Regions from separate parts of the Homo sapiens genome. Here region 2 is linked to region 1. Evidence: read pairs that join two places in POLR2A ChIA-PET (ENCODE). Cell type or tissue: GM12878. All regions are shown on one strand. Each heading gives the region's core, and the rest is flanking DNA. Links, peaks and the distances in the headings are about the cores only. Region 1 overlaps UPB1 (beta-ureidopropionase 1). Region 2 overlaps ADORA2A-AS1 (ADORA2A antisense RNA 1).

Evidence for each region. Peaks named below come from ENCODE experiments on the same cell type or tissue, not always from the same donor. Only the 100,000 strongest peaks of a DNase experiment are listed, where the experiment ranks them.
Region 2: POLR2A ChIA-PET joins it to region 1 with 7 read pairs; 5 of 35 experiments call an interaction of 5 or more read pairs at or near these places.

Annotation. Positions count from the first base shown.
Region 1 is chr22:24,510,887-24,520,398 of GRCh38, forward strand. UPB1 (beta-ureidopropionase 1) reads left to right here. Exons shown (of 10, transcript NM_016327.3): 5 at 2,438-2,599; 6 at 4,315-4,484; 7 at 9,501-9,512. Among named protein-coding and RNA genes, the nearest start is that of UPB1, 20 kb to the left of the region's middle. RefSeq lists an enhancer at 3,807-3,856. In GM12878, for the core only: no CTCF peak of the experiment used is centred there; a DNase peak (open chromatin) is centred at 4,035; H3K27ac peaks cover 2,785 bases.
Region 2 is chr22:24,453,959-24,467,046 of GRCh38, forward strand. All of the region lies in intron 3 of ADORA2A-AS1 (ADORA2A antisense RNA 1), which reads right to left. Among named protein-coding and RNA genes, the nearest start is that of ADORA2A, 33 kb to the left of the region's middle. RefSeq lists enhancers at 6,720-6,869, 7,150-7,219. In GM12878, for the core only: no CTCF peak of the experiment used is centred there; a DNase peak (open chromatin) is centred at 7,003; H3K27ac peaks cover 744 bases.

The sequences.
Region 1 (9,512 bases), core at 1-8,000:
GCAAGTCACAGAGCATGACCACAGCTGCCGGGTTTGGCCTTTCACCATGGAAAATGCACCCATTTGGTGCTTGTTTTGCCAGATAAGATTAGATAAGACTATCTGCCACTTTTTTTTTTAGCGTACTCTTAGAATTGGGGCGTGTAAGGCTCCAGAAGGGCCATTAGCTTTTTCAGGCAAGGGAGCTGCAGCCCAGGGAGGGTGGTCGGAGGTGACTTTTGTAGCAAGTCCCACAGCTGGCAAGTGGCAGAGCTGGCATTCAGGGACCAGAGAAGCCAGTTTCTCATCCAGAGCTCTGCATGCTCCACTGCAGTTTGCTTGAGTCACAGAAGCTTCGATGCATGGCCTGTGTCTCATCAGCATAGAAATTGGTTTTGATTTTTCTTCATTAAAACCTTATAATACATATTGTATGATCCCATTTATATAAACTGTCCAGAATAGGCAAATCCATAGAGACAGAAAGTAGATAAGTGGTGGCTAAGGGCTGGGGGTGAGGGAGGAAGGGAGTGACTGCTAATGGATACAAAGTTTCCGTTTAGGGTGATGAAAATGTTCTAAAATTAGATAGTGGTGAAGGTTGCACAACTCTGTGAATATCCTGAATACTACTGAATTGCACACTTCAAAAGAGTGACTCCTTGTTCTGCTGTTTCCCACCTCTCGCTACTGTACTTGACCAATCTTAAAGTGAATCTTATGCTCTGTGAATTATATATATATATATATATATTTTTTTTTTTTTGAGATGGAGTCTCACTCTGTTGCCCAGGTTGGAGTGCAGTGGCACGATCTCGGTTCACTGCAAGCTCTGCCTCCTGGGTTCACGCCATTCTCCTGCCTCAGCCTCCGGAGTAGCTGGGACTACAGGCGCCCGCCACCATGCCTGGCTAATTTTTTTTTGTATTTTTAGTAGAGACGGGGTTTCACCGTGTTAGCCAGGATGGTCTTGATCTCCTGACCTCGTGATCCGCCACCTCGGCCTCCCAAAGTGCTGGGATTATAGGCGTGAGCCACCGCACCTGGCCTGAATTATATCTTAATAAAACTGTTATCAGAAAACCCATGAGGTGACGAATGGTCATTTATCCTTATTTTCACCTCTAACACAATAACTCTTTTCATTTCTTTGTATTCTCTTTCAGGTTTTATACATATACTTAGGGGCTTTTGGGGCAGAGCTATAATCATGGTGACTTTATCAATACTCAGTTGTGATTCCAAACATCGATGTTCTCAGGCTGTAGGGGAAAAAAAAAAATCTCTCATTCACCAGGTTGTTGATTTCTTGCTATGGAAAAAAGAGGAAGGAGACTGGTTAGGGGACTTTTGCAGATGATAAGTCTGAGCCAGGGCTGGAGGAAGAGTGTGAAAGAGAGCTGGTGCCAGAGACACTCCGCCTCCACAGGGACCTGAGGCTGCCCTTAGCATGGCTCCTAGTGTTGCCTTCTGAGCATGCCTCTCCCCTATCCTGTTGTTAAGGCCAGAGATCATGACAGCTAATTAGAGTAGAGGACAAATGACCCGCTGGGCTGCTCATCCTGTGGTCACCAGGGACTGATGTTCTTACTTGAGACAAAAGGAATTTGATGCCAAAGAAATTTATTTTTGGCATAGATAAGTCGTTTGATTATTATTTTTATTCTTTTTTCAAGTGGTAAAATATACATATAAAATGTACTATTTTAACCACTTTTAAGTGCACAGTTCAGTAGTGTAAAGTATATTCACACTGTGCGGATCTCCAGAATTTTTGCATCTTGCAAATCTGACTCTGTCCCATTAAACAATAGCTCCCCATTCCCCCAGCCCCTGGCAACCACCGTTCTATTAATATTATAGTTTCCATTTCTGTGAGTTTGACTACTCTAGATACCTTACACAAGTGGAATCATACAGTATTTGTCTTTTTGGGACTGGCTTATTTCATTTAGCATAGTATCATCAAGGTTCATCCATGTGTAGCGTAGAACCGTGGCATCTAAGGCTGAATGATACTCCATTGTATGGATGTGCCATGTTTCATTTATCCATTCACCCATTGATGGGCACTTGGTTGGCTCCCACCTCTTTGCTATTGTGAATAATGCTGCAATGAATATGCGTTTGCAAATCTCTTCTGCTTTCAATACTTTTGGATATATACCCAGGATTAGGATTGCCAGATCAAATGGTAATTCTTGTTTAATTTTTTGAGGAACTCCCATATGGTTTTCCAGAGCAGCTGCACCATTTTACTCTACCACCAACTGTGTACAGGACAATGTGATTCTTATTTAGCAAAGCATGGACATCAGGGTATTTAGTGTTCCAAACAACAAATGCAAGTGGTTGCTCTGACCCAAGCCTATTGATTTAGTAGGATCATTCTTCTTTGATAAAAAACTACAACAATTGGTTTATAAGTGGGACTCTGCCATATTTATCATTTTTCCAGCTGGCGAAGAACCATGACATGGTGGTGGTGTCTCCCATCCTGGAACGAGACAGCGAGCATGGGGATGTTTTGTGGAATACAGCCGTGGTGATCTCCAATTCCGGAGCAGTCCTGGGAAAGACCAGGAAAAACCACATCCCCAGAGTGGGTGATTTCAACGAGGTGAGCCACCCATAAGATAGATAACCAGCCCTGCTCACTTGCCCCTCTGTATGTTGTAGATCTCTGTGGGACTTTCTGTGGGGAAGTTCTGTGCAGGATCATACTCCATGTCACGTACACTCCACGGGAGCACAGTGTGGCTGCAGTGCTCAGAGGGTTACCTGACATTGCCCTATATCACACAGGCAGACAGGATTCAGGCGGGACTCTCAGAGGAGTCCCAAACACCTTTAGCACAATGGGGCATATATTTTTTTAATACAACCTGATTTGGCCTCCTGAATTCTTTGAAGTAAGTGGTATATAAATTAAAACCAAAACTAAATATTGCACAAACATGAAATGATTCCTGTGGCCCCTTTCAGGCTCAGAGCCTAGCACGCCACAGCCCTGTCCTTGTTTGGAGCATGGCATTCCTTGTCTGTGGATCATGGGGGGGTCTGAGGTGGCCCATGTTTGTGTGTCAGGTGGCAGTAGGCAAACATGCATGTCTGTATACTGTGCATTATGTGAAGTTTCATGTGCCCATGATCAGGGCATAAGTTGGGGGGGCCATTTTGGTTGGTTAATGCCAACCCCTGGGTGGGTAAGATGGGAGCGGTGGATGTTTGAAGGAGGGAAATGACCTCTGCCTAATGCCTAAGATGTTAAATCTGAACTTGATTTGCCATTAATGCAGTTGTTCAGGATGTGATGTCCCCAGTTCTCTCTCCATGAATGTGGGGGTCCTGGCCGTTCTCAGGCTGGTCAGGCAGATAAGAAATGGCCTGCAGAGCTAGAGGAGGTTTCCCAGGGAGAAAGAAGAACCCAGCGTTTCTCAGTAACAGCTGGAGGTGGGGGTGGGAAGACGCGCCCCTCACCTGTTTACCCTGGGATTAATCTTTAGCTCCCTGCAGATAGCACAGGGCTTGTCTCAGCACAGCAGGATCTGCTCCGGTGTTCACCACGTGCACACATCCTGGTTGCTGCCTGACCCTGGCCAATTTTGATGGCCAGGATCAGGAGGAGGTGGAAGGCTCCTGGAGCAGATCTGTTTGGGACCCTGATTTGCCCTCTAGCTTCCCTCAGTGCTGTCCAGGACAGTGTCCCTGCCCTGGCACCCTTAGGAGCAGACAGAGAAGCAGGGATGGGAGGATGGGGTCTGGTCCGCCTGCCCCACAGGGACCTCCTTAACCCTAGGCAGGATGGAGAAGGTGCGCTTTCAGGGTGTGGGTTCCACTAGAAGCTTTGGCCTTAATCATTTGGGCGAGCTATGCCCCCTCAGGAAGCAGCTTTCTCCTCTGACCAGGGAGAGAGTTGCTTGGATGTGCTCCAGGTCTCCGGGCTCCACCGTTCTATATAATGACATGTGATTGCTGAGGGCATTGACCAACTCGTGTTAATGCCAACCAAACCCGAGCCTTGAGTTGGACCATAATTGAAACCTCACCAGAGTTTGAAATAGTGTGGAACGTCATTGTGGGGATTTTTGTGACATGTCAGAAAGGAGACTGGGCAAATGCTTAAGCCACTGTGATTTCCCCCGGGGGCTGGCTTATTTGGTGTCAGGGTTTTTTTGTGTGTGTTTTGTTTTTATCATATTGAAATTCTGGAACTTAGAGTCACACTCAGGAGTGTAACCACCTCTGGACTATTGGTGATATTTCAGTTTTTCTGCTGAGTCTAAGGAAATCTTGAAGGTCAGAGGCATCAGTATATGGCCCTTTGCTTTTCAGTCAACTTACTACATGGAGGGAAACCTGGGCCACCCCGTGTTCCAGACGCAGTTCGGAAGGATCGCGGTGAACATTTGCTACGGGCGGCACCACCCCCTCAACTGGCTTATGTACAGCATCAACGGGGCTGAGATCATCTTCAACCCCTCGGCCACGATAGGAGCACTCAGGTCACTCAGTTGGTGGGGTCTGGGGGGCTTCCTGGGGCCCAGCCAGCTAAAGCCCAAGGCTGGGCTGTGGAGCTCCAAGGTGGCAGCAGGCAGGCGCAGCCACCAGGATGTTAACAGAGCTGAGCCCCCAGGATTGCATGTTGTACATGTGACCAGCTTTTCAGTGAAAAGAATCCTCAAGATGGCAATGAGCAATCCCCCACCCGCAGCAAGAGCTGCTCTACAGTAAAACACCAACCTCTGCTGTGATTCTGAACACTGAGATGAAAATAATTCCCCCCTTTCCCTGTAGTCAGCAGGGGGCTTCAAAAAGCCCCACATTGGGCTGAGCTCGGTGGCTCACACCTGTAATCCCAGCACTTTGGGAGGCCGAAGCAGGTGGATCACTTGAGGTCAGGAGTTTGAGACCAGCCTAGCCAACGTGGTGAAACCCTGTCTCTACTAAAAATACAAAAATCAGCCAGGCGTGGTGGTGTGTGCCTGTAGTCCCAGCTACTCGGGAGGCTGAGGCAGGAGAATCACTTGAACTTGGGAGGCGGAGGTTGCAGTGAGCCAAGATGGCACCACTGCACTCCAGCCTGGTGATAGAGCGAGACTCCATCTCAAAAAATAAAACAAAACAAAACGAAAAAACAAAAAAGAACCCCCACATCTAAGTCCTTGGAGCATAGTAGGTGCCTAGCCAGCATTGGCTCTTGGATGGGGAACTGTGGATTCCTAGTCCTCACATCTGCAGCATCCTGCACAGGCAGGACAGACATCTGGACAAGAGAAGCTGCAAATGAGGGAGTTGGAGATCAGTCGAGGAAACTTGTCTTTAACCAGAGAAGGGTTTTATTTTTATAACACATAACAAGTGTTTCGGTGTTAGCCTCACCCCTAAACAGATAGAACTGCCCTTGTCAAGGCAGGGCTGGGGGATGAGGGGAGGGTGGCCCCGGAAGCCCGAGAACTGGGCAGTACCCCACCCCTGGGGCCCCTCATTTAGGAGGGGCATCCAGCGAGCTGATCTGACTGCATGACTCTGCTGCTGCTGCCTCTCTCTTCCACAAAGGCTGAGCATTTGGGTGGTTTCCAGTTTTGCATCACTACAAGTAACAGAACTCTAGGAATTTATGTGCAAATACTTTTCTCCCCAACTCACTTCTTTCCAAGCAGGATTCCTGCAGCAGGAGGTGCTGGCTTTCACTTTCTGTGGTCTTGGCTGCCAGTGTCCCCAGCAGGACAGGGGTGTGCCCTGTCCTGCCATGGGTGGGGAGCAGGGGGAGTTCTGGTGGGTGTGCAGCTTTAGTCTCTGTCAGCCTGCACTTGTCTCTCTTGTCCTCATTCTTGACTAAATTTCAGTTGAATTTCTTCTTTTTTTTTTTTCTTTGAGACGGAGTCTTGCTCTGTCACCCAGGCTGGAGCGCAGTGGCGCAATCTTGGCTCACTGCAAGCTCCGCCTCCTGGGTTCACGCCATTCTCCTGCCTCAGCCTCCCAAGTAGCTGGGACTGCAGGCGCCCGCCACCATACCTGGCTAATTTTTTGTATTTTTCGTAGAGATGGGGTTTCACCGTCTTAGCCAGGATGGTCTCGATCTCCTGACCTTGTGATCCACCCACCTTGGCCTCCCAAAGTGCTGGGATTACAAGCGTGAGCCACTGCCCCCGGCCAAATTTCAGTTGAATTTCTTCTAAACGTCAGGGTGTGACATTTACCTTTTCTTTTCATACAGTGCCCCTTTCTCAAGAGTAATATCCCCTCCCCATTCAACATTTATTTACATAGCAGGTTCCTTCTGGAGCCAGAATGCAACCCCTCCTCTGTTACCTCAGGTCTACCACCCTGCCCATGTACCTGGAGGTCTGGTCCATGTCCAGGAGGGGTACTGTTGGGTAGAAGGGGAATATCAGGCCTCCATCTCCCCTCAGAGAACATACTGGAGTCTCATGGTGGTCAGATCACCAGTGATAGCATTCATTGGTGGTTGTCAGTAGGGTTTTTACTGGTCATCCAGCTACCAGGCCTGGGCAGAACTTTGGGGCCACCCCCTAAAGCAGCCCCCTCTGCTGGCTCTGGGTAAGACACTTGGCAAGCTCCATCTTCCCACTGGGGTCCCTAGAGGAACCCGAAGCACTAGGGCATCTGGCTTCTGGGCCAGGGCAGACAAAGTTGTGGCTGTGGACTCAGATGGCTCCTCGCCTTGTGTGTGCAGAGGCCCTCCCTGACCCTCCTATCTCAGGCTTTTATTGGCTCCAGTTAGGCAAACAGAAGCACCCCAGTGTAATATGCATATAATTGCTATGTCCTCAGCAGCCTATTAGGCTTATTAAAAATGATTGATTTTTCTTTCCTCAGCCAAGAATCATCCAACCCTTGGCTTTCCAGGGTGTGGTGAGGCTGGCAGTAAAAACTAACAGGTCTTTTGGAAAGCAGTATGTTTCATGAGCTCCTAAAATGCTCATGCCCTTTGGCCTGATAATGATGCTCCTAGAACTGTAGCCTGAAGAAACAATCTAAAAGAGGAGGGAAGGCCAGGCACAGTAGCTCACATTTGTAATCCCAGCCCTTTGGGAGGCCAAGGCTGGCGGATCACTTGAGGTCAGGAGTTTGAGACCATCCTGGCCAACATGGTGAAACCTCATCTCTACTAAAAATACAAAAATTAGCCGGGCATGGTGGCAGGCACCTGTAGTCCCAGCTACTTGGGAGGCTGAGGCAGGAGAATCGCTTGAACCTAGCAGGTGGAGGTTGCAGTGAGCTGATATTGCACCACTGCGCTCCAGCCTGGGTGACAGAACAAGACAGAAAAAAAAAACAGGGAAAGGCAATGCATGTGAAGGTGCTCACAACAGCTTACTTACAATAAGGGAAAAGCTGACAGCGGGGGAAGTGTCTGAGCTAAGCACATTACAGCCCACCTCTTCCACAGGTTATTGTACAGCCACTATAAAGAGTCATGATGAAGGTAATGCAAAGTGATGAAAGCCTGTGAGCAAGAAAAAGACGTGTTCAGGCTGTGGTCAGAACTCTTGGAAAAAAAAGGAAAAAAAAGTTTGCCTATGGATGAGGATAGTCATGGAGTGTGGATAAAAGGCAACAGGTGGTTTATTAAGATGGTAGGATCCTGGCTTGTTTTCTTAAAATGATGAATGATGGAATTGATAGTGTTTTTCAGCATAATGCTGGGCAAATCCCCACCAGCATTGGATCACAGCATCCAGAACCATCCATCCCCTTTTCTGGCACCTTCTGCCGCCTGTATTAGAGACAGACATACACATGTGCATGCACACACATGGGTCAGCAGGGTGTCCTCATTCATTTTTGAGTCCCACAGTTCTAAGTACATAGTAGTGTCTGAATGCTTTTGATTAGGTTATCCTCATAATCCAAGGATGTGTCCCTTACAGCTTGGGTGACCAAAGATTTCTACCACCTGTGTACATTCATTGGCAAGTCACCATCCTATCCTCTTGCTGCATCTTGCCTTTCCACTGCGATTATTTTTAGGGGTGTGTGTGCACCGCGCTGGGAATATGGCAAACGTCCCCACTCCCCATCAGACGTCATGATTCCTGCACACACTGGGCTCTCACTAACCCCAGCTTCCTTTCCCCTGGTGGTTTTGAGAGCATAAATTTTATTTCCAGCTGTGGGTTTGGGTCCTATGCAGAACACCTCCCTGGAGAATTGCAACTAAGATGTTTATGGCAATCGCCCTGCAAGTGTCTATTTAATTCCTGAAAATGTCATTTACTGGTGTGTTTCTGTAAAAATCATTTCTGAAAAGTTTTGTCAGCTTGGCTTAGCAGCTGGGGGAAAAAAGCAGCAAAATGAGTCCCCTCAATCAAGCCTGTGATTTTTTATTTTTTCAGACTCATGAATCCTCCTGAGAATTAGGCTTATGACAAGCACCCACCCCCTCCACCTACTCCCTGGTTTAAACCAGGTGCCTGCTGACACGAAGGAAGATTCCGGGGCATTTTGATCCTAGTCACACAGTGTTTCTAAGTGGGCATTACTCCTGTCAATCCACAGTCTTAAAGATGTTCCTCAGACAAAAGATAATTAGTGACAAGAAGGCCCACTAGATTCCATGTCATATCTTAGTTGGCGGGCCAGAGAAGGACAGGGTCTCTGGTTGGGGCCGTGTCTCCCATCGCATTCTCCCTTTGCAGGTGCTGAAGTGAGGAAGGCCCACAGCTCAGCCAAGCACATGGGGTGCCTCCCTCCTGGGCCACTAGCCCACTGGCCAGTAAGAGAACCAGGGAGCCTTTACTTAGAGACTCAAGGTTCAGAAGAGGGAAATGGGAAGTCACTGGGAAATGGCCCAGCTTGGAGGAGGTGACCCTGCTGCCGAATCTGACCCCTTATCCTATTACCTAAGTTCCTTTCTTGTTTACTGGCCCTGAAATCACCCGCTTTGGAGATTGCCTTGCAAGGCAGCATAGCAGAGTAGGAGAGTTAGGGTAGGGCAGGTACAGCCTGTGCTCAGCCCTCACAGGCCCTGCACAAGCCCACCAGGCCCCCGGCTCCCTTCTGGCATTCACCAGGAGAGGTTCTGCCCAGCCCAGCAGGTGGGTTCCAGGAGAAGGGATGGAGGTGGGAAGTGGTGGTTATGGAACTCCTACCACTTGGATCTTCACCTGCATGGTCATTCAGTCTTCATAGTCTTCTTTTGAGGACATTTCAGAAAAGGAAACTGAGGCTCAGGATGAGGATTTGATCCAGGGCTGCTAATTCTTCTGACAGAGCACAGCCACGTGGCTTATGCCTGCAGCAGGCCCTTCCCAAAGGCTGTTCAGGCCAGGGCAAGGTGCTGAGGACAGGCTGGCCTGGTTGCAGGTTTGGGGTGTGACCGGTGAGTCTCCTGGTTGTCCCCACCACTGGCCCAGGAAAGCCTGCAGCCAGGCCAGGCTCTGTCCCCACCACTGGCCCAGGAAAGCCTGCAGCCAGGCCAGGCTCAGGGCTGAGCATCCACTGAGTCTGCCTGGAAAGTCGGCAACCTGGTTCCTCTTGGTCCTCTCTTACAGCGAGTCCCTGTG
Region 2 (13,088 bases), core at 2,531-10,530, 54 kb before region 1:
TTCCTCCTAAAACATCCCAGGATCCTTTAAATTCTGATATTAGAAATTAGAAAACCAAGACCAAAAAAAGTTGAGTCATGCTAAGTTCACATGGCAGATGACTGGCAGAATTGGAACCAGAACCCTGGTCTTTATATCCGTCTTTATACCCATGCAAGGCCACAGATAATCTCAAAAGATGATAAAATACAGAACAAATCCCAATTCCTAGCCTAGGCCACTTTATCCCACAAACATCCCTGGAACAGCTGTGGTCCCAGCTTCTACAACCCCTTCTAGCCTGTGAAGTGTTAAGATCTGGCTTCACTACTATGTGACTATGAGTCTATGTGACGTTGAGTAAGTCAAACTCTCTTGTGCCTCAGTTTCCTTATCTGTTAGCTGCCAATAATTCCTGCCTGGCTACTGCATAAGCTCATTAATAGAATCAAACGAAATAAACGATAATAAACTAGAATTGTATTAAATACATAGAAATATTTACCTTTTTATTATTTTCAAGATATAGAAATGCCTGCCCTCTTGCTAAAAGAATCATGGGATGTCTGATTTGTAAATAAATTTAATTTTGAGAGTTTGCCATTGCTTGGTGATGGAGGGGAGATGTTGTCCTTATACAAGAAGCAGGACTCTGAAAGCTCTACTCCCTTTTCCTGCCCTCTTCTGCTTGGAGGTTTTGTGCCACTGAGTTCCTTGGCACAGGAGGACCAGCAGGCAGACTGGGGTCCCCGGAGGCGGGAGCAGCCAGCCCTGACAAAATACTGAAGTTGGTCAAGATTGTCTTTAAAATCTCTTCCCTGTGCTCTTTCCCCCGGTTTAGCCTTCGCTACATCTTTCCTGGGTTACTGAGGAAGGGGTTCTATACAACCTCCTCCCTCTCCACCAACCACTATTCAGTTTCCCACCATTCAAGATCTACAAGGGGCCAGGCGCGGTGGCTCACGCCTGTAATCCCAGCACTTTGGGAGGCCGAGCTGGGCGAATCACTTGAGGCCAGAAGTTTGAGACCAGCCTGGCCAACATGGAGAAACCCCATCTCTACTAAAAATACAAAAATTAGCCAGGTATGTGGCACACATCTGTAATCCTGGCTACTCGGGAGGCTGAAGCAGGAGAATTGCTTGAACCCGGGAGGCAAAGGCTGCAGTGAACTGAGATCACACCACTGCACTCCAGCCTGGGTGATAAGAGTGAGACTCCATCTCTAAAAAAAAAATAAAAATAAAAAAGACCCACAAGGACCAAAGACTACGAGGTTGGGAAATGTGCCTGGCCCCATTTTGGCAGAGTCAGTATTCAACAAATGCTGAACTGAGCCAAAAGGACTGCCTGTGTGTCTTCCCCATTAACCAGCAGCTTTGTCCTAAGCAGGTCCTCCTGTTCACAAGGAAAACGTCTGATGGTTCCCTTCCCACAGACTACTGGGGACCACTGCATTTGCCCTCCCCTCCTAGGCTCTATGCATTTTCAGACAGGCCCCTGGAGAGGAATGGTAAACCTGGGGGCGGTCACATAGGGCAGTTAGGGCAGTGGAGGGAGGAACAACGGTTGAGAGTGTAGGGGCTTGAGGACTCTACTCCCTTCCCTTTCTTGCCCTGACTCCTCTGCTGCAGCCCAGAGGTGTCACACCACCATGTTCCCTGACATCAGCAGGCAGGTGGCCTGAGGTGTCTACAGTCAGAGCTACGGCTGAGAAAGGCTTTGAAGTTACACAGGTTATGTTACCTCTCTTTTTTCATTTTTAAAATAAAGAAATATTTTCCATTCTCCTGCTTTACAAAGCTGTTAAGAAGATTAAATGTAAAAACGAGTAAAAAGAGAAGTAGGACAGTCAAGTCTGCCAGGCCCTCCTGCCTGTGACCCTTGGGTCGCTGCCAGCTTGGACCTCAGTCCAGCTTCCCAGGGCTCCCTCCGATGGTCCTCCTCTCACCCAGACCAAGGACACTAGGACTAAACATGGGAGGCCCCGCCCTCCTGAGTGACTCTTTATCTATACAGGATTGTATTCTCTGCCAAATAGACCAAAAGGAAGGAAGGCCGGCAAGACATTAGCTCTTTTCTTAGCTCTCAAATAGCTGACATTTCAGGAAACTGAAATTCTGAATGGGACCAGAGGTGATTTCAATTCATTGTGCCTGTCTGCAGAGTCAGTCTATATGAGGACTCCATTATATAGGACGTACTTCTAGAAGTTCAGCGAAACCCTTGTCAATAAATCTCTTTCAAACTTATCTACTCATGCTTGGAAATTCGTCATTAGAGCTTTACTTCTTTGGCACAAGCCAAATGTGGGTTTTTGTCTTTTATAAAAGACATATCAGTCATATCAGTCATCTCAGTGTGAATGGAGTATACTGGTCCTTTCCTGGGAGCAGGCTCATACGAAGAGAAGACTAGAACACTGAAGACTTGTAGCCTCTGAAACTAGAAGAGGGAAGATGGGCAGTGTGTGGAAGAGAAAGGATGTAGAGGGAGGTGGAGCTGGTGAAGGCTTTCCACCTGAACAGTCAGGTATGATCTCCAAAGTACCCAACAAAGCTACATGTAGGCCAGGTACAGTGGCTCATACCTATAATCCTAGCCCTTTAGGAGGCTGAGGCAGGAGGATCCTTTGAGACCAGGAGTTCAAGTCCAGCCTCAGCAACATAGCAAGACACGATCTCTACAAAGAATTTTTAAAAATTAGCCGGGCATGGTGGCCATGACTGTGGTCCTAGCTACTTGGGAGGCTGAGGCAGGAAGATTACTTGAGCCCAAGAGTTCAAGGTTACAGTAAGCCATAATCGTGCCACTGCACTCCAGCCTGGGTGCAGAGTGAGACCCTCTCTAAAAACAAACATAACAAAAAAACTACATGTAACAAAGCCAGACAGAAAGAGAGATTATTCTGCATGATTCCATTTATATCTAACAAATGAAAACTAATCTACAGTGACAGAAGGTAATCAGTGGTTGCCTGGGCCAGGTTGGGAGGAGGCAGGAGGGTGGAACTACAAAGGGGCATGAGGGAACTTTAGGGGCGATAGCTATCTTGATTATGATGATGGCTGCAGGACTGTATATATATGTCGAAACTTATCAAGTCATACACTGTAAATAAGTGCAGTTTATTGTATGTCAGTTATACCTCAATAACACTTTTTTTTTTTAAGACAGAGTCTCCTTCTGTTGCCCAGGCTGGAGTGCAATGACCAGATCTCAGCTCACTGCAACCTCTGCCTCCTGGGTTCAAGTGATTCTCCTTCCTCAGCCTCCCAAGCAGCTGGGACTACAGGTACATGCCACCATGCCTGGCTACTTTTTGTATCTTTAGTAGAGATGGGGTTTCACCATGTTGGCCAGATGGTCTCAAACTCCTGATCTCAAGTGATCCACCTGCCTCCACCTCCCGAAGTGTTATGGGAGCCACTATGCCTGGCCTATAACACTTTTTTTTTTTTTTAAGAGTCTCGCTTTGTCATCCAGGCTGGTGTGCAGTAGTGCAATCTCGGCTCACTGCAAGCTCTGCCTCCCAGGTTCACGCCATTCTCCTGCCTCAGCCTCCTGAGTAGCTGGGACTACAGGCGCCTGCCACCAGGCCCAGCTAATTTTGTTTGTTTGTTTTGAGACAGAGTCTTGCTCTATCACCCAGGCTGGAGTGCAGTGGTGCGATCTCCGCTCACTGCAAGCTCCACCTCCTGGGTTCACGCCATTCTCCTGCCTCAGCCTCCCGAGTAGCTGGGACTATAGGCACCTGCCACCACATCCGGCTAATTTTTTTTGTATTTTTTTTAGTAGAGACAGGGTTTCACCATGTTAGCCAGGATGGTCTCGATCTCCTGACCTCATGATACACCCGCCTCGGCCTCCCAAAGTGCTGGCATTACAGGCATTAGCCACTGTGCCCGGCCGCTAATTTTGTTTTTGTATTTTTAGTAGAGACGGGGTTTCACTGTGTCAGCCAGGATGGTCTCGATCTCCTGACCTTATGATCTGCCCACTTCAGCCTCCTAAAGTGCTAGGATTATAAGCATGAGCCACCACACCTGGCCAACACTTTTTTGTAAAAAAAAAAAAAAAAAAAAAAAAAAAAGGGTCTCGCTGTGTTGCCCAGGCTGAAGTACAGTGACCATTCACAGTGCACTACAGCCTTGAACTCCTAGGCTCCAGCAATCCTCCTGCCTCACTTTTCCAAGAAGCTGGGACTACAGGATCACGTAACCACATCTGGCAATAACAATTTTTTTAAAAGAGTGAAAACACAAACCTACAGTATTTTGTGCCTGCCAAATAATGTCTCACATGCCTCTGCTAAGTTCTGGCAGAAACAAGTGTTTTCCAGCATGATAATTCACCTTTCTGGGAATTGGATTTTCTCTCTGTGAGTTGATAGGGCTGAACTTGATGATCCCAAAGTCTGATCCATATATAATAGTCTAAGTAGTGAGGATCAAATATGTTAACTGATAGAAATCCACTATGAAAGCTTAAAGGGTTTAATACAAATATAAGATACGAATCATTAAATAACTAGTATATACAGAGATACTGAATAAAAATAGTGGATTAGGCCAGGCGCAGTGGCTCATGCCTGTAATCTCAGCATTTTGGGAGGCCAAGGTGGGCACATGACTTGAGGTCAGGAGTCTGAGACCAGCCTGACCAACATGGTGAAACCCCATCTCAACTACAAATACGAAAATTAGCCGGGCGTGGCAGTGGGCACCTGTAATTCCAGCTACTCCTGCTGAGGCAGGAGATTCGTTTGAACCTGGGAGGCGGAGGTTGCAGCAAGCCAAGATTCTGCCACTGCACTCCAGCCTGGGCGACAAGAGTGAGACTCTGTCTCAAAAAAAAAAAAAAAAACAGTGAATTAAACACATGCATCTAATTTTGCTATATCTAAAACTTCATCAAAAAAATGCTTTTTGGCCGGGTGCGGTGGCTCATGCCTGTAATCCCAGCACTTTGGGAGGCCGAGGCAAGTGGATCACTTGAGGTCAGGAGTTTGAGACCACCTGGCCAACATGGTGAAACCCCATCTCTACTAAAAATACAAAAAATAGCTGGACGTGGTGGTGCATGCCTGTAATCCCAGCCTCTTGGGAGGCTGAGGTAGGAGAATCGCTTGAATCCAGGAGGTAGGGATTGCAGTGAGCCAAGATTACGCCACTGCACTCCACCCTGGGCAATAGAGCAAGACTCCTCCGTCTCAAAAAAAAATTTTTTTTTTCAAGGGTAAAGCCTACAATAGGAGCTCTTGGAAAGAAAAAATACGACATCAGAAACAAAATGCTTAGTGGAAGGATTAGAAAACATTGAGGAAATTTTCCAGGAAGTAGAATAAAAAGACAAAATAGAAACTAGGAAGGAACAGATGAGAAATTCATCCCAATATGTGAATAATAAGTTTTAGAAATACAACAAAGGAAATGAAATAATTCAACAAAACACTCCAGAATCGAAAGGACATGACTTTTCAGATTGAAAGGGTCACGAATGGCCAGGACAATAGGTGTGTCATTGTAAAATTTCTTAATGCTAGGGACAAAGAAATCCCGCAAGGTCGCACACACAGAGTGAGGAATCAGAATGGCTTTGGCCTTCTCAACAGCAGCACTGGAAGCTAGAAGACGACAGGGCTGAGGAATCTAAGTTCTGAGGCAAAACGATTTCTTACCTAGAATTCCACACTCAATTAACCAAGTGTTAGACATTTTCAGACACACAAGATTTTGAAAAAAAATTATCTCTTGTGTACTCCCAGGAAACTCCTGGAGGACATATGTTATCAAAACGAGGGAAGAAAGCATAAAATGAGAAGACATGGGATCCAGAAAACAGGCAATCTAACACAAGAAAGAGGCAAGGGAATCCCCTGGACAGTGGTAAATAGAGGTTCCAGAATAGCAGTGTGTAGCAGGCCCCCAGTGCAGGAGAGAAGGCTCCAAGAGACTTTCCTGAGAAAAATGTATTGAGAGAAGATCTAGGTAATTGGCAGACTTTAAGTGGTAAGAGTGACTAGTGGTAAGGCCTTAGAAACCTAGGTGGATGAAAAAAGATAAGCAAAACAAAGTGATGTGTTAGGAAAAGCAATCATGGCTGACTACATGGCTTAGCTCCAAGTGGCATTTACACTGTCATAACAAACACTATTATCTACAAAACTTACACTATACTGGGAGCAAGGGGGCACAGAGAGGGATGCATATGTATAGAGGGGGCAAATGAAGAAGAAGGAGCTAAATCCTCGTCTTCCATAGTGGGAAGTCAACAGATAAGGCCTAAAGGAAAAAACAGGAAGTAGTATTATAAAACATGTTATTTGGAGATAAGTAAATTCCAAAAGAATTAAACAAGTTGAAATTGGTCCCTCTAAGGAAAAGGAAATGGGGTTGGGGTGGGTACAGGGAGGTTGAGGACTGCTCTTTGTCTTAACAAATCTTAAAGAACTAGTTCCCTTTTTAATCAATGTTCCTGTATAACTTTGATAAAATTTAAAATTAAAAAATTACCATGGTGAAGGGTGATGAAATGAACGCTTATTGAATGCAGTCAGTGCGGACAGGTGCTCCCCATATAGGTGCCACCCTGCTGGTGTCCAAGCTTTCTGAGCTGTTACAGATCACGCCCAAGGTATGCAGGAAGGTGCCTCCATTTGGGAAACAGCATGGGGGCTGGTCCCACACGGTGCTGACTGCTGCCTCAGTAAGTCACTTAGCCTAAGTCTCAGCTGTCCCACTTTGCAGAACCAGATTCAAGGAGTGGTGAAGGTTTCACGGGCAAGTGCCTGTAGAATACCTGGATGGGCAGCCACCTACTTCAGGTCCTGATCTGGAGAAAAGAAAGCAGTAGGAAAGCAGTGAGCAGAACAGAAAAATATGCAGTCTGATAGTGGAAATAGACTCCGGCCCCTGGTGGCATGAAAAAGAGGAGCCCCTGCAGAGCAGAGCTACTTGTGAGCTGGCTCACGCCCTGCATGTCAGACTCTGATCGTACTCCTGTGTGCTGGAGAGTTTCTGTTTCAGAATGTTGAAATGGTGGTTTCTGAGAGTGAGCTCTGTTGTCAGATACTCCAGCAGCAGCACAGTGTGAAGCATATCTCGGGATAAACACCTATCAGAGGCCACAGTCTAGTTAGCGAGCTGAGATAAACCATGTTCTAGGAGAACTCACAATACAAGGTATGGCGAGGAAGAAAAATGCCCCAAAGGAGGAATGAAAACATCCAGCTTCCTGGATGCCTTCTCTGACACTTCTTGCTTTGTGACTTTGAATAAGTCACTCGCCATCATCACTCACTTTTCTCTTCTGTAAAAGGACTGGACTAGATGCTTTCGAGGGTCCTTTCCTGGCATGTAAGAAAGTAAACTCACAGCTGGGCACGGCGGTTCACGCCTGTAATCCCAGCACTTTGGGAAGCCAAGGCAGGCGGATCACCTGAGGTCAGGAGTTTGAGACGAGTCTGGCCAACATGGTGAAACCCTGTTTCTACTAAAAAAATACAAAATTAGCTGGTTGTGGTGGTGCATGCCTGTAATCCCAGCTACTTGGGAGGCTGAGGCAGCAGAATGGCCTGAACCTGGGAGGCGGAGGTTGCAGTGAGCCGAGATTGTGCCACTGCACACCAGCCTGGGTGGCAAAGCAAGACTGTGTCTCAAAAAAAAAAGAAAAGTAAACTCCCTGAGGGCAGAGACCTTGTCTGACTTGTTCATTGCTCTGTCCTCAGTACCCAGCAGAGTGCTTGATACAACCAGGTGCTTGATGAATACTTGTTGAATGAATGAAATGGAAGATAAAAGCAATCAGTTTTTTAGAGTCTTAAAACTGAAAAATGACCCCAGTCAATGCTTTAATTTCACAGGTGAAAAAACAAAAGCCCAGTGAGGAGGGAAAAAATGTGCTTGTGATCACCACAGCTAAGCAGGAATGGAGCTGAGATTCAAGTCCCAGCACTGTGGGAACTCAATTGAGGGTAGGTTAGGGTAGACTAGACGGGCGAGGGAAGGCCACATCTTTAACTATTCAGAGGTGAACTTCAGGGTAACAGTCTTCTGAACTAACTAATAAAGTTTGGCTGTGGGGCAAGACGTAGTGAAAAGTATATGCAGTTATCTGGGTTCAAGTTCCACCTCTGCTACTTACCTGTGTGATCCTGGCCTAGCTACCTAATCTCTGAATCTGTTTTTTTGGAAAAAGAGATAATAATAATATCTACTTTACATAATTTCTGTCAGAATATAAGTAAGTTGGATATGGTATGTGAAAAAAATATTTTTCAAGATGTCAAATCTCATAGGTTGTTAATGTGTTTAGCCTAGCTCCCTTCTAGTAATATCTCATTCACTAACAAATCAACATAGTTTATTAATAATGGTTTATTCATCCAGTTAGTCATCACTTTGAAAATCAAATGGAAGAACTTTGAAAGGTAGGTAAGTTTTGATGGAGTAGAGCAGGAGGAAGAAAAACTGGGGAGTTAGAATCTAGGTGGGGAGGGCCAGGTTTGGTGGCTCATGCCTGTAATCCCAGTACTTTGGGAGGATCGCTCAAGCCCAGGAGTTTGAGCCAGCCTGGGCAACGTGGCAAGACCTCGTCGGTACTAAAAGTTAAAAAAAAAAAAAAATGTTAGCTAGGTGTGGTAGTGTGCACTACTTGGGATGCCAAGGTGGGAGAATTGCTTAAGCCCCGGAGGTCAAGGCTGCAGTGAACCAGGATTATGCCACTGCACTCCAGCCTGGGCAACAGAGTGAGATCCTACCTCAAAAACAGAAAAAAGAATCTGGGTGGGGGCATTGCAGGGGCCAGTCCTGAGGAGCCAAGGGCAAGCACAGAGAGGCCCAGGAGTCGGAAACCAGATTCCATACTCTGTGACTGGGAGAACCTGTTAACCCTCTTGGTCTGTTTCTTCATCTGAAGTGGAAGGATAATGACAGTACCTCTGCTAACTTGGAGGCTGCTGTAATATCACAAGACCATGGATGTGAAGAATTTTTAGGGATCATCAACTGCCATCTCCACAGATGGGAGATTATCATTCCTTTATAAGAGTATGGATGAGAGGGTAAGAGACATACTTGAAATAAACCTTGCCTATCAAATTGTCTCCCCTAAATTTATATTTTGAAGTCCTAATCCCCAGGGTGACTGTATTTGGAGATAAGGCCTTTAAAGAGGTAATTAAGGTTATATAAGGTCATAAGAGCAGGGCTCTAATCCAATAGGACTGGTGTCCTTCCAAGAAGAGGAAGAGACACCAGGGATGTATGTGCAGAGAGAAAAGGCCATGGGAGAACACAGCGTTAAGACAGCCATTGGCATGCCCAGGAGAGACACCTCACAAGAAACCAACCCTGCCAACATCTTGATCTTGGACTTCCAGCCTTCATAACTATGAAAAATAAATTTCCTGTTTAAGCCACCCAGTCTGTGGTATTTTGTTATGGCAGCCATAGCAGAACTAATACACCCACCTTACGGTTTTGCTTCCCTTACTCCTTCCCCCAGAACAAGTTCTCTCTTCATACGTAACGGCATTGCACAAAAATAGCTTCTGGTCAGCCAGTAAGGCAGGAGGCAGCGTGACTAATGGGCAGGACCAGGTGTTGGGACCTTGACCAGTCTACTGGCAGGTTGTACTCCTGAACTGCTAAGTGGGTGGAACCAGTTTTGTCTGTTCTTAGACACCAAGTTTGTCTTCCAAGATTCTGAGGCTCGACAGAATGATGAACTGTTTAAAGAGCTTTTAGTCACAGGGAAGGATTTAGGCCCATGATTAAAGCTCAACTTCCCCCTTTCTTATGTCCTGGGTAATTTGAATAATGTTGCCTTAAAAATAGGGGACAAGTAGGCCGGGTGCAGTGGCTCACACCTGTAATCCCAGCACTTTGGGAGGCCGAGGCAGGTGGATCACCTGAGGTCAGGAGTTCAAGACCAGCCTGGACAACATGGCAAAACCCCGCCTCTACTAAAAATACAAAAAAATAGCTGGGCGTGGTGGCACATGCCTGTAGTCCCAGCTACTGAGGGGGCTAAGGCAGGAGAATCGCTTGAACCTGGGAGGCAGAGGTTACAGTGAGCCGAGATCACGCCATTGCACTCCAGCCTGGGCAACAGGGCAAGACTCTGTCTCAAAAAAAAAAAGAAAAGAAAAGAAATAGGGGACAACATTTATATCCTGATTAGAAGCTCCTAAAGTAAATACATAAGCTTCCTTGGGATTAGATTGTCAGAAATTTCAAAAAACAAATCTGGTAACTGCATTATTCAGTCAACAAATTTTCATGGTCACCTACTATATGCCAACCTCTATTGTAAATTATACAGATACAATAGGAATAAAATAGACTTAGTTCCTTTTTTTTTTTTTTTGAGATGGAGTCTTGCTCCGTCACCCAGGCTGGAGTAGAGTGGCGCGATCTTGGCTGACTGCAACCTCCGCCTCTTGGGTTCAAGCGATTCTCCTGCCTCAGTCTCCTGAGTAGCTGGAACTATAGGTGCGTGCCACCATGCCCGGCTTATTTTTTATGTTTTTAGTAGAGACGGGGTTTCACCATGTTAGCCAGGATGGTCTCGATCTCCTGACCTCGTGATCCACCCGCCTTGGCCTCCCAAAGTGCGGGGATTACAGGCATGAGCCATCATGCCCGGCCAAAAATTTTTTAGACAGTACACCTGCAGAGGGCACATACCATGAATGGAACTTGCAGGACTGGAGGTTGCTCTGGGTGTGTCAGTGAGTGAGTGGTGAATGAATGTGAAGGCCCACGGCATTACTGTGCACTACTGTAGACTTTATAAACACTGTATACTTGGGCTACACTAAATGTATTTTTAAATTTTTCTTTCTTCAATAAATTAAGCTTAGCTTATAGTAACTTTTTGACATTATAAACCTTCTAATTTTTAACCTTTTGACTCTTTTGTAATAACCCTTAGCTTAAAATACCAAAACATTGTACAGCTGTACAAAAATAGCTTATTTATATCCTTATTCTATAAGTTTATTTCCATTTTTAAAATTTTATTTTTGTTTTACTTTTTAAACAGTTTTGTTTGAAACTAAGACAGACACATACACATTAACCTAGGTCAGGGCTATCCAGAGACCCTCCCTACCCAGGGTCAGGATCATCAATATCACTGTCTCCCATCTCCACATCCTGTCCCACTGGAAGCTCCATGCAATAATATGCATGGAGCTATCCTCTATGATAATACTACTTTCTTCTCAAATATTTCCTGAAGGATGTACCTGAGGCTGTTTTACAGTTAACTTTTTTTTCCTATAAGTAGAAAGAGTACACTCTAAAATAACGATTAATAGTATAGTAAATATATAAACTAGTAACATCATCATTTATTATGAAGTATTATGCACTGTATGTAATCGTATGTGCTATATTTTTATATGACTGGCAGTGCAATAGGTGTGTTTACACCAACATCATCAAAAGCACGTAAGTAATGCACTGCAATAGGATGGTATAATGGCCATGACATCACCAGGCAATGGGAATTTTTCAGCTCCATTATAATCTTACGGGCCCACCATTAGATGTGTTATGTGGCACATCACTGTAAAACTCTTTGGCCTGGCATTGAAAACCCAGTTCAATCTGGGCCTCCTACCCTCCTATTTAGATGTCTTTTTCCAACCAAGGGTCATCCCCAGTCAAACCTTTCAAAACTCCAATTCACTAACTAGAATGCTTACTATGCCTTACTTAAATCCTATCCATCTGGCAAGGTATGGCAGGCAGCCTCTAAGATGGCTCCCATGATCTCTGCCTCGTGGTATTCACATCCTTGTATGTGGGCTGAACTTGGTGACTCACTGCTGATAACAAGAATACAACAAAAGTGATGGGATATCGCTTCTGAGATTAGGTTGCAAAAGGAATGTGGCTTCCATCTTGGTCACGCTTCCTCTCTTAAACCTCTCACCCTGGTGAAGCCGGCACCAAGTCTTGAAGCAGCCCTATAGAGAGGCTTATGTCTGGAGGGACTGAGGCCTACCAACGACCACTTCAGTGAGCTTGAAACTGGATTCTTCTCTACCCTCTGATGAGCCTTTAGGCTGAGAGCTTAACTAAAACCTCATGAAAGACTGAGCCAGAGGCACCTGGCTGAGCTACACCTGGATTCTTGACCCATAGAAACTGTTGGATAATAAATGTTTATTGTTTTAGGCCACTAAGTTTTAAGGTAATTTGTCATGGAAGAATAGACACTAGGCTACGCGTGGCAGCTCACACCTGTAATCCTACCACTTTGGGAGGCTGACGCAGGAGGATCCTTTGAGCCCAGGAATTCAAGACCAGCCTGGGCAACACAGTAAGACCCTGTCTCTATAAAAAAAAAAAAAAAATAGACAACTAAAACACAAAGTGGAGCAATATGTTACACAGCAATAGATAACTGATAGACAAGACCAGTTCAAGTTGCTCCCCTGAATTTTCCTTGACCTAGCTTAGCCCAGAGCAACCTCTGCCTAATGTGAACTTGATGTAGAGCTGTTCTTCTCATTGGTCATTTTGCACAAGGGCAACATTAGTTATCTTCTATCCTCTGTGTCTCTTGTCTTTTCCAAGTAACCTGAGGTCAGTAGCTGCTTAAATTTCTTGTATGTCTCTGGAGAAAGTGTTTGTGCAAGTAGAGAAAGCGGTAGGCTTTGAGAGGCTAGAACTGCGTCTGAAGGGTCTTTTCATTCATGTTTGGTGACTGACTGAAAAATGACTTGTTGGTGGGAAATTGAAGTGTATGTTAGAAGAGGGACCACAGCTTAGGAAGAGCTGATTTTTGATCTTCATCAAAATGAGGCTTCAGTGGCAAATACTAACAGCCAATCCTCCTTGTAAATTCTGTTGATTTCCTTCTTATTGTGTAAGGAGTTTAGCCTTCTGTTGGCAGTTGTGTTGTGACAAGCAGCAGAGAGGGGGTGGCTCTGGGACACTGGGGTCACTTCAGAGGAAGGGAAGTTGATTGTCTTCTCAGGGCCCCTTCTCTCACATTTATTCTTTCCAGGGCCTCTGCAGCAGGACTGTGCTGAAGCCCATTTCCTACACGTAGCACCATTTATTTAAAACACACACTACATATACACAACA